Linked DNA regions of Homo sapiens: region 1 is linked to region 2. Evidence: chromatin loops called from intact Hi-C (ENCODE). Cell type or tissue: ascending aorta. All regions are shown on one strand. Each heading gives the region's core, and the rest is flanking DNA. Links, peaks and the distances in the headings are about the cores only.

Region 1 (2,500 bases), core at 1-2,500, 450 kb before region 2:
AGTGTGTATAGGGGTTTTCCAGGGAGATGGGGGTCAGGGGAACAGCATGAGTCTTCATTTTAAAGATGCAGCAGTGAAAAAGCCACATAAGACAGGGGTGGGATGACATCTTTCTTTGGGGGCGGGTGGGATGACCTCTTTCTTTGGGGGCGGGTGGGATGACCTCTTTCTTTGGGGGGAGGTGGGATGACCTCTTTCTTTGGGGGTGGGTGGGATGACCTCTTTCTTTAGGGGCAGGTGGGATGACCTCTTTCTTTGGGGGTAGGTGGGATGACATCTTTGGGGGCAGGTGGGATGACCTCTTTCTTTGGGGGCGGGTGGGATGACCTCTTTCTTTAAGGGTAGGTGGGATGACCTCTTTCTTTAGGGGTAGGTGGGATGACCTCTTTCTTTAGGGGTAGGTGGGATGACCTCTTTCTTTAGGGGTAGGTGGGATGACCTCTTTCTTTAGGGGTAGGTGGGATGACCTCTTTCTTTCTTTAGGGGTAGGTGGGATGACCTCTTTCTTTAGGGGTAAGTGGGATGACCTCTTTAGGGGTAGGTGGGATGACCTCTTTGGGGGCAGGTGGGATGACCTCTTTCTTTAGGGGTAGGTGGGATGACCTCTTTCTTTGGGGGTAGGTGGGATGATCTCTTTCTTTAGGGGTAGGTGGGATGGCCTCTTTCTTTAGGGGTAGGTGGGATGACCTCTTTCTTTGGGGGTAGGTGGGATGACCTCTTTCTTTGGGGGTAGGTGGGATGACCTCTTTCTTTGGGGGTAGGTGGGATGACCTCTTTCTTTGGGGGTAGGTGGGATGACCTCTTTCTTTGGGGGTAGGTGGGATGACCTCTTTGGGGGTAGGTGGGATGACCTCTTTGGGGGTAGGTAGGATGACCTCTTTGAAGGCTGAGGACCAACTGGCTGTAGCTGGGAGACAGAGTGGACCCTCTGAGGGCAGGAGGCTGCGAGCTTTCCATGCACCTGCAAACAACCGCCTGGGTTGGGTCTAAGTCCCTGGTCCTCAGAGAAGATACGCCATGGTGCTGAGTGGTACCAATTCAGAGGCACAGAGACAGGGGCTGATGGTGATGACCGTGAGGGCTGAGCCCTGTGATCCACTCCCATCTCTCTGGTCTAACTGGTGGCTCAACAAGGTGCTGTGGGATCTTGGGCCTCACCGATGTGAGTGGGTAACCCCTGGCGGCTGGCATGACCAACACCCCAACCCATCCTGGATTCTGGGTAGGGGCCACTCTGTGCCCTGGGTGGAGGGCAGGCCTGCCTGGGACAGTGCCCTTTGCCGGCCCCACACTGCCATCTGCCTGCCGGCCTCAGAACTACAGCCCAGCACCAGGCTCAGCCCTGTTGGGACGCATGAAAGCCCAGCGCACAGATGAGAAACCAAGGCCCAGAGGGCACCCAAAGCATCCCCAAGTTCACACAGATCACAGTCACCAAGCTGGAATCCAGGTCCTGCATGGGCCCAAGGCTTCTGCTTATTTTTAACCTGGGCACAGTAATCAGGGTGGGACACCGAGAGCCAGTGAGGCTGGGCAGAGCCCCTGAGGATGCCCCTCCTCCCTGGTCCCCACTCCAGGGGAGGCAGGACCCTGGGCAAGCCTGGGCCCTGGAGGCTTTGGGTCCCCTGGGAAGGTCAGGGCAGAAGGTGGCAATTTCTGCTTCCAGCAGACCATGGTTCTCCCTTTCATTGCCCCCCAGTCCTGTGGGGCTGGTTTCTGCAGTGCTGGATGTGAGGCTGGTCAGACACCAGCACAGGGCCAGGGACCCCCAGCCTTGGCTATCCTTGCTGGCAAATCCCCATCAGAGCCCCCAAGGATGAATTCCATCTGTGTTGGCACCACCCCTTTGTCCCTGCTTACCAGTAGCTGGGCCAGGGTGGGCCCTCTTTGGGGATTTGGGACTGCCTCTTTCTGGGTGAACTGAGGTCAGCATCCCAGACTGCCTGGGCATGAAGGCTGAGAGATGGGGACAGGCAGAATTCCAGGACCCTGGGTATCCCCACGCTTAGCATGACTCAGACGCACTTCTGAAGGAAGAACAAAAAGAGCATGCCCTGCTTTGCAGATTATCTTGCGCCCATGAGGGGCAGAGGACCCACCTCCCACCCCCTTTGTACTCCGAAAGCTTTTAGGGGCCTGGGAAGCTGGGGCCACCCTGGGAACCCACCCAGCAAGACTCAGCTTTTGCAGGGCAGGCGTTTCCTGGCTGCCAACTGTCTACATGTCTGGTGGGTCTTGGGTGGAGTGGGACACAGACTGGGGGTCTTCACTCCACAGTGGCTCCAGGAATGCTATTGGGGCAGAGCTGACCTCATGGCTCTGCCAAGAGGAAAGGTTCTCTGACCTCTGCTCTAGGATGGGGGCAGGCCTCAGCGGCCACACTCAGGCCAGCGCTGTCCCCATGGGCTTGGGGACATAGGATGGCTAAGAGGTTGTGATGGGGCTGTCCAGATGGAAACCCTACCAGGAGGCTTCAAGACACTCTGGACCAGCAGGGGAA
Region 2 (8,076 bases), core at 2,678-5,177:
GCTAATTTTTGTATTTTTTATAGAGACAGGGTTTCACCATGTTGCCCAGGCCAGTCTCGAACTCCTGGGCTCAAGCAATTCACCTGCCTCAGCCTCCCAAAGTGTTGGGATTACAAGCATGAGCCACTGCACTTGGCTGGCCCATATAGTATTATAATTGGAATTTGTTGCCAATAATTAAAACTCAGGAGATTTCACATTTTAAAAAACCACATTCTCTTCTTAAAAAAAAATAGACGATCTGGCAACATTGGTCTGCATTCCCTTGAGGCAGTAATCAGTTCTGCAATCACAGGAAGGCAGCCTGGGCCGGAGTGCAGAGGGAGGGGGTGTCATTACCCCAGAATCCAACACACAGAATGCCACTGTCTTTAACCACAGGTCTAACGCCTCACTTTCACACTTTAACATGTTTTCATCATGGTCTTAACAATAATGGTGTTGGCCGGGCACGGTGTCTCACATCTGTAATCCCAACACTTTGGGAGGCCAAGGTGGGTGGATTAATTGAGGCCAGGAGTTCGAGACCAGCCTGGCCAACATGGTGAAATCCCATCTCTACTAAAAATACAAAAAATTAGCCAGGTGTGGTGGTGCACACCAGTAATCCTAGCTACTCGGGAGGCTGAGACACAAGAAGAATAGCTTGAACCTGGGAGGCAGAGGTTGCAGTGAGCTGAGATCATGACACTGCACTCCAGCCTGGGTGACAGAATGAGACTCTTTCTCAAAATAATAATAATAATAATGGTGCCAACAGTGTACCTTTAAAAGTGATGAACAGGTGCCACTTTGGGGAGGTAAGGCATCAGCTGTTCCCACACCCACCCCCTTGATCTCTAGCCATGCTTGTGGGTAGGGCATGCCTTTACCCTATAGCCAGTCGCACAAACTACCCTACCACTCAATGAACAAGCACCTGGCCTGTTGGGCCTATTTACACTGCCTGCCCAGTTCTGTAAGCATTTGAACTTGCCTCCACTGATCCACATGCATCCCTCCATTTAAAAAAACTAGTTTTACACAATGTACGATAACCACACTACTCCCATGTGCAAGAACGCTCATGATGTGTTTGACAGTGGCACCTGCTGGTGATGTGTGGTATTACAGCTCAGCTCCACTAGACCTTGTAAATACTTAGCTAAACTGGGTCGTGGATGTTAGGGTTTGTTCCAAGAGTGCTTTATGACACATTTGAAAATCTTCCCAAACTATTTTCAACTGAAAGTGCATAAAATGTTTTTCTTAATGATCCTCATGAGAATCTGAAATTGATGGGGCAGGAATTAGAATTCCTGTTGGACAGAAGTGGACACAGGCACAGAGGGGTCAAAGTGACTTGCCTGAGGGACACAGTGAATCCAATCTTCTTCAGCACACAGCTCTAGCTTCCAAACCCTGCCATCTGCCTAATCTCCAAGGCTGACATCATGAAGGAAACTATGTCCTTCCCTCAAACAGCTGTTACTGCCACAGACAGAGAGACCACAGGGCCAAGCACACCACAGTGCATGACCAGAGATGCCAGTGTTTAATCTCAGAGTCCCTGTTCCCTGAAATGGAAGAAATTCCTGTGGCCCAGAAAAGAACAGATGAGGCTGGTCATAGAAGCAGAGGGAAAATCCCAGAGACCAGAAGGGTGTTGCACAGTTCTGAGAAACCACTGCAGGCCCAACCACAAGCCTCAGGCTTAATACCTTCCATGCCAAGTTGTTCCAGTCCATCTGCAGAGATGTTTTCCCAGGGGAGTGGAAGTCCCATTTTGCAATGGAAGCTGAGGAGGTAAGTGAGATCTGGTTTGCAGAAACATGTGCATCATGGCCAATGTTGCTCAAACATCTGTTCCTGAAAGGGGGAAGAAAAAAAAAAGCTCCCTCTTAAAAGCCTCCCTCTGCCTCAGTCGAGGACTTCTAAATGCTATGAAGTTTGCTAGGGCTAAGGCTTCATGGCAAACGTGTTGTGAAATCTGGAAACACTCATGACTCCAGAGATATTTGGCCTTTATGCTCAGACCCTCCATCCAGCCTAGCTCCCAAGACTTCAGAGAGGAAAGTCAGAGAAACAGCCCCCACCAGGGCAGTGCACCTTATTCTTCCCTCAGCCAAACCTCCAGGCTTCTCCCTCCCAGTTCTCCTGCCCTCTCTTTCCTGTTTTGTTGTGGGTTTCGGAGATCCAAGCACTATTTTTAGACATGTTTATTCTTACTCCTCTTCTTCCCCTCCCATTCTTGACCTCTCTGGAATGAGCCTGGATGCTCCCCTGCCAGGGGCTTTTCTGGAGTGATTGGACACATGCTTGGTATGCGGGGGGCCTCTTTCTAGATGGAGCTGGGACTGGATTTGGGGGAAATGAGCCTTGCAACCTCCTTTCCTCTCCCAGGCTCCTCAGAAGCTCTAGAGCCAGGACCTGTGTGCATTCATTGCCTTTGCCTGGAAATTATGTTTCTTGAAGCTGGGTTCCCAAGTTGAGTTTCACTTGGGATAAGGGATAAGATAAAGTGGGATGCCTCAGCCAGCACCCACAGCAAGCTCTGGTTCCCAGTCAATGAGGAGGTATGCAGAGTAGCTGATAAGCATGTATGCCCCCCAACCAGTGGCCAATATTCATATCCAGACTCCGATCCTTTCCAGCCATAAGACCTTGGACAATGACCTCGCCTCTCTGTGCCTCAGTTTCCTCATCTGTAAAATGAAGATGATGATGATAACAGCACTCGCCTGGGTTATGATGAAAACTAAGTGAGCATATGCCAAGGGTTTAAAATAGTGCACGGCACTCAGAAAGATTCAATGAATGCTAGCAACAGTCTGTTCCAGGAGAGCAAGCCAGGATGCCAGAGCTGAGCTTGCCTGACTGGGCTGGGAGTGGCCGGCATTGAGATTTTCTTTTTTTTTCTTTTCTTTTCTTTTTTTTGAGACAGAGTCTCACTCTGTCGCACAGGCTGGAGTGCAGTGGCACAATCTCAGCTCACTGCAACCTCCACCTCCCGGGTTCCAGTGATTCTCCTGCCTCAGCCTACCCAGTATCTGGGATTACAGGTGCTCACCACCATGCCCAGCTAATTTTTGTATTTTTAGTAGAGACAAGGTTTCACCATGTTGGCCAGGCTGGTCTTGAACCCCTGGCCTCAGGTGATCTGCCCACCCCGGCCTCCCAAAGTGCCGGGATTAGGGGTGTGAGCCACCGCGCCTGGCCCAGTGTTGAGATTTTATATCTTCTGGGCATCTGAGGTTTGGATCAGGATTGCCCATCCCTGGGAGACCACAGCCAGCCATTTGGCCTGGACTCTGAGTTCACAAAAACACCACAAATCAGATTTTGGAGAAGATCTTGAATGTACTGTCCTAGAGCCCCACACCACCAAGATTAAAAGAACTGTGATAATTTCCCCTTTCTAAATCCTGCCCTCTCTGGACATGGTTCATTAAGAATTTTGCAAGCCTTGTAACTTCACAAAAATATATTGCATGACTATTTCATGTATGGAAGCTGTTAAATTTTTACATGTAAACATACAAGAGAACATAGTTCTTGCAGCCTTAGTTCATCAGTTTTTCATTTTTTATCTTTGCTATGTCCAGAGCCTCAAACAACAGACGTTTCCCAGCCCCTGGGACCGCCAGAGAGACCCGGGCTGCTGGGGCCTCCCTGAATCTGGGGCCGCCCTGAAGGCTGGACCCACAGCGCCCCCTGGCGGCCACAATCCGCACGTGCAGCCTCTGGCAGGCCCTGGGCAGGTCTGCAGAACTCCCCTCCCGCAACCACATCCCCAGCCTCGCTACACCCCAGATCATTTATTCATTAACTCAGCAAAGACTGATTTGCATGCATGCCCATGGACCACGAACCCCACAGAACTCGGTGCCTGCCTTCAGCAGCGTAAAGTCTAAAGAGGGAGACAGCGCGACCAATTGCTCACACACACAAAAAAGATCCACCTTGCAAATATAGCCTCACCCCTCAGCCTCCGTCTTCCCATCTGTGAAATGGTCCCCTCAAGTCTCCCTGCTGTACAGGTCACTGGATAGCTCCATGAAACATGTGCTCCCCTGAGCATCAAAAGGGGCTGCTGTTATTTGTGCTGTTGCTACGTTGGGATTCCTGGTGGTGCTTTCTCTCTCTGGCCTCTCACATTCCAGATGCCCTGGGGGTGGGTGGACCGGGATAGGGGATGAATCCGGTGTGGGTGACACAACAACCTCAGTGTCCTGACTCCTCCCTCTGCAGCCCCCACAGGGAGTTCACAGCCATTCAATCCATGCTGAGCTAAGCCCGGGTCTGCACTGGGGGATCGGGGCCCTACTTGCTCCCAGCCCCACCTTCCTGCCTCCCTCCTCAGTTAGTGGCACCTCCCTCTGGCTCACACTTGTAATCTCAGCACTTTGGGAGGCAGAGGTGGGCCGATCGCTTGAGGCCAGGAGTTCGAGACCACCCTGGGCAACATAGTGTGACTCTCTTTCTAAAATAATAATAATAATAATAATAATAATAATAATAATAATTTAAAAATTAGCCAGGTGTCCTGGCATGTGCCTGTAGACCCAGCTACTCGGGAGGCTGAGGCAGGAGGATTACTTGAGCCCAGGAGGTCGAGGCTGCAGTGAGCTATGATCGCACGACTGCACTCAAGCCTGGGTGACAGAGACCCTGTCTCAAAAACAAATGAAAATGGCCTGGCGCGGTGGCTCATGCCTGTAATCCCAACACTTTGAGAGGCCGAGGCAGGCAGATCACAAGGTCAGGAGTTCGAGACCAGCCTGGCCAACATGGTGAAATCCCGTCTCTACTAAAAATACAAAAATCAGCCATGCATGATGGCGGGCGCCTGTGATCCCAGCTACTTGTGAGGCTGAGACAGGAGAATCGCTTGAACCCAGGAGGTGGAAGTTGCAGTAAGTAGAGATTGCACCACTGCACTCCAGCCTGGGCGACAGAGCGAGACTCTGTCTCAAAAAAGAAAACAAACAACAAACAAGCAAACAAAAACAAATGAAAACTAACAAACAAAAAGCAGCCCCTCCCTCCCCCTGGCCGTCAGGCTCAGACACTTGAGAGTCTCACTGGACGCGTCCTCACCCCTCCCTTCCCACATCCAGTTTAGCACCATGTTCTATGAGCTCCAGCCCCTAAAAATACACCCCGCATCTGTCCCTTCTTCATCCACTGCTCCGCCCTGGCCCAGGCCACCACCACCACCACCACCACCATCTGTCACCAGGAGGAGGGCCACTGCCTCCAGCCAGACCTCCAGCATCCACGCCTGCCCCCGCAGCCTCTCCCACAGCAGAAACAGCAAACGCAGCCCTCCCTGATGGAAAAATCTCCAGTGGTTTCCCACTGTACTTAAAATCCTAACTGCGAGGCCCCCCAGCTCTCCACCTCCATCTCCCTCCAACCCCCTCCCACTGTGATCGTGTAAAATATTTATTTGGTCTTCTGCCTTAAAATCCTTGGAATCTCCAAAGTGTTTAGTTTGCCAATGACTCACTGGTGGCCAGCAGCCCCTAGGCAGCTTCAGGATGGGGACTGGTCTCAGGAAAAACCAAGTCAGCGCTACAGGACTGGGACTTTCAGCCCAGTCCCCAACCTCCAGCAGTGAGGGGAGAGAGGCTGAAGGTCAAACTGATCACCAATGGCCTGTGGTTTAATCAATCATGCCCATGTATACAAAAACCATATACATATAGAGAAAGAATGAATAAGACCTACTATTTGATCCCACAACAGGGTGACTATAGTCAAGAATAACTTGATTGTATATTTTTAAATAACTGAAGGAGTGTAACTGGATTGTTTGTAACACAAAGGCTAAATGCTTGAAGGGGTGGATACGCCCTTCCCATGATGTGATTACGTCACATTGCATGCCTGTGTCAACACATCTCATGCACCCCACAACTGTATACACTTACTATGAACCTACAAAAATTAAACATTTAAAAATTTAAAATGATATAATTTTAAAAATTACGCCCACCTAATGAAGCCTCCATAAAAACTCAAGAGGACAGAGTTTTTGAGCATGGGAAGGCTCCTGGAGGGTGGTGTCCTGGAGAGCATGGCAGCTCCATGCCCCTTCCCCATGCCCTTTCCCCGTGCCCCTCCCCCATGCCTCTCCCTAGCATCTCTTCATCTGTATCCTTCTAACATCCTTTATAATAAATAAGCTCAGTGCTTCCCTGAGCCCTGTGAGCCGTTCTAACAAATTAATTGAACCCAAAGACAGGGTCGTGGGAACCCCAATTCACAGCTGGTCTGTGAGAAGCACAGGTGACACATCCCAGGGCTTGAGAGGGGCATCGGGAGTAAGGGGCCGCCCTGGGGTCTGAACCCTCGACCTGTGGGGTCTGACACTGCCTCCAGGTAGACAGCGGCAGAATTGAGTTGAATCAGAGGGCCCCCAGCTGGCATCCGCTGCAGAATTAGGTGTTCATTTGATCTGCTGTGGGGGGAGCCCCCCATATTTGGTCACAGAAGTCTTCTGTGTTGATTGTTGTGGGGTGAACAGAGGAGGAAAAGCAGTTTGCGTTTCTCCCACTCAGTCCCACTCTCTGGGCTCCAGCCACAGCGCACCGTTTCTGTTCTGCGTGTTGCTACCCCAGGCCCTTTGCACATGTACTTCCCGGTTCCTGGAGTGCTCTTCTCCAGATTCCCATGAAGCCTTCAGGAGTTGGCACTTCTCAGAGGAAACTTCCGGAAATGTGCTCTCATCTAAGCAGCCCCCCTGCCCAGCACCTCTTCTCCGGTGCACCCCCTGCTCTTCTTTCTATCCTGGCATCGTTGCTTCCCAGAGTGACCTTACTCATGTGTGACCTTACTTATGAGTGACCTTACTCATACGTGACCTTACTCATGCATTTACTCGCCAGCTGTCTCTCCCACTAGAAGGCAAGTTTGTGAGGGCAGGGAGCTTTCTAGCTTCGTCCAGCTTTGTTGTTGTTGTTTTTCTTTTCTTTTCTCTTCTTTTTTTTTTTTTTTTTTTTGAGATGGAGTCTCACTCTGTCGCCCAGGCTAGAGTGCAGTGGTGAGATCTCGGCTCACTGCAACCTCTGCTTCCAGGTTCAACCGATTCTTGTGGCTCAGCCTCCCACAGCTGGGATTACAGGCGTGTGCCACCACACCTGGCTAATTTTTGTATTTTTAGTAGAGATGGGGTTTCACTATGTTGCCCAGGCTGGTCTCAAACTCCTGACCTCAAGCAATCCGCCCACCTCGGCCTCCCAAGGGTGAGCCACTGCACCCGGTCACCTCTGTATTTCTGAAGCGGATACCCTTGGTGTTCTAAGCAGATCCAAATGAATCCTCTTTTTACTGTATTTGCACACCCCTGATTTTGGAGCATTTTTGTATCCAAAACCCAAGACCTGTTGGTCTGCCTTTGAGAGCTGTCCGTGACCCTGGGCTGCTAGAGTCCCCTTTGCCCTCCTGGGACACTCCCTGGCCAGGAATCTTGGTCTCAGTGTCTGCTTCTGGGGAACCTAACCCAAGCCGATTCGCAATAAATATGAGGGTGTGTGACACACAGTGAGCACCCAAACAGCATTTGCTGAATGAAGGAATGAACAAATCGACACAGACTTCTCAGAGCTTGACTCCCTCTCAGAGCCCAGCAAGTGCTCTGCACACAGTAGGTGTGTGATAAATGTTTGCTGGAGGCTCAGCATTTGAGAGCTTTCATAATCGTCCCAGGCTGTGTACAGAATGCTCACACATCCATTTCTTTTCTTTTCTTTTCTTTTCTTTTCTTTTCTTTTCTTTTCTTTTCTTTGAGATGGAGTCTCACTCTGTCACCCAGGCTGGAGTGCAGTGGGATGATCTCGGCTCACTACAACCTCCACCTCCTGGGTTCAAACGATTCTCGTGCCTCATCCTCCCGTCTAGCTGGGATTACAGGTGCCCGCCACTACACCCAGCTAATTTTTGTATTTTCAGTAGAGACGGTGTTTCACCATACTGCCCAGGCTGGTCTCGAACCCCTGGCCTCCCACAGTGCTGGGATTATAGGCGTGAGCCCCCGCGCCCAGCCCTCACACGTCCATTTCGATTCCACCCTTACAGGGGTTCTCAAAGATT

Evidence for each region. A loop is a pair of places that touch in the nucleus more often than their neighbours do. Peaks named below come from ENCODE experiments on the same cell type or tissue, not always from the same donor. Only the 100,000 strongest peaks of a DNase experiment are listed, where the experiment ranks them.
Region 1: a loop joins it to region 2, with 6 times the contacts of the local background. A loop is called at or near these places in 36 of 110 quality-filtered maps.

What each region holds. Positions count from the first base shown.
Region 1 is chr12:124,319,869-124,322,368 of GRCh38, forward strand. No RefSeq gene overlaps it. Among named protein-coding and RNA genes, the nearest start is that of MIR6880, 16 kb to the right of the region's middle. RefSeq lists enhancers at 1,101-1,170, 1,601-1,710, 2,218-2,297. In ascending aorta, for the core only: a CTCF peak has its summit at 1,306; a DNase peak (open chromatin) is centred at 1,313; H3K27ac peaks cover 678 bases.
Region 2 is chr12:124,763,473-124,771,548 of GRCh38, forward strand. No RefSeq gene overlaps it. Among named protein-coding and RNA genes, the nearest start is that of SCARB1, 96 kb to the right of the region's middle. In ascending aorta, for the core only: a CTCF peak has its summit at 3,704 (motif pointing left); a DNase peak (open chromatin) is centred at 3,699; H3K27ac peaks cover 990 bases.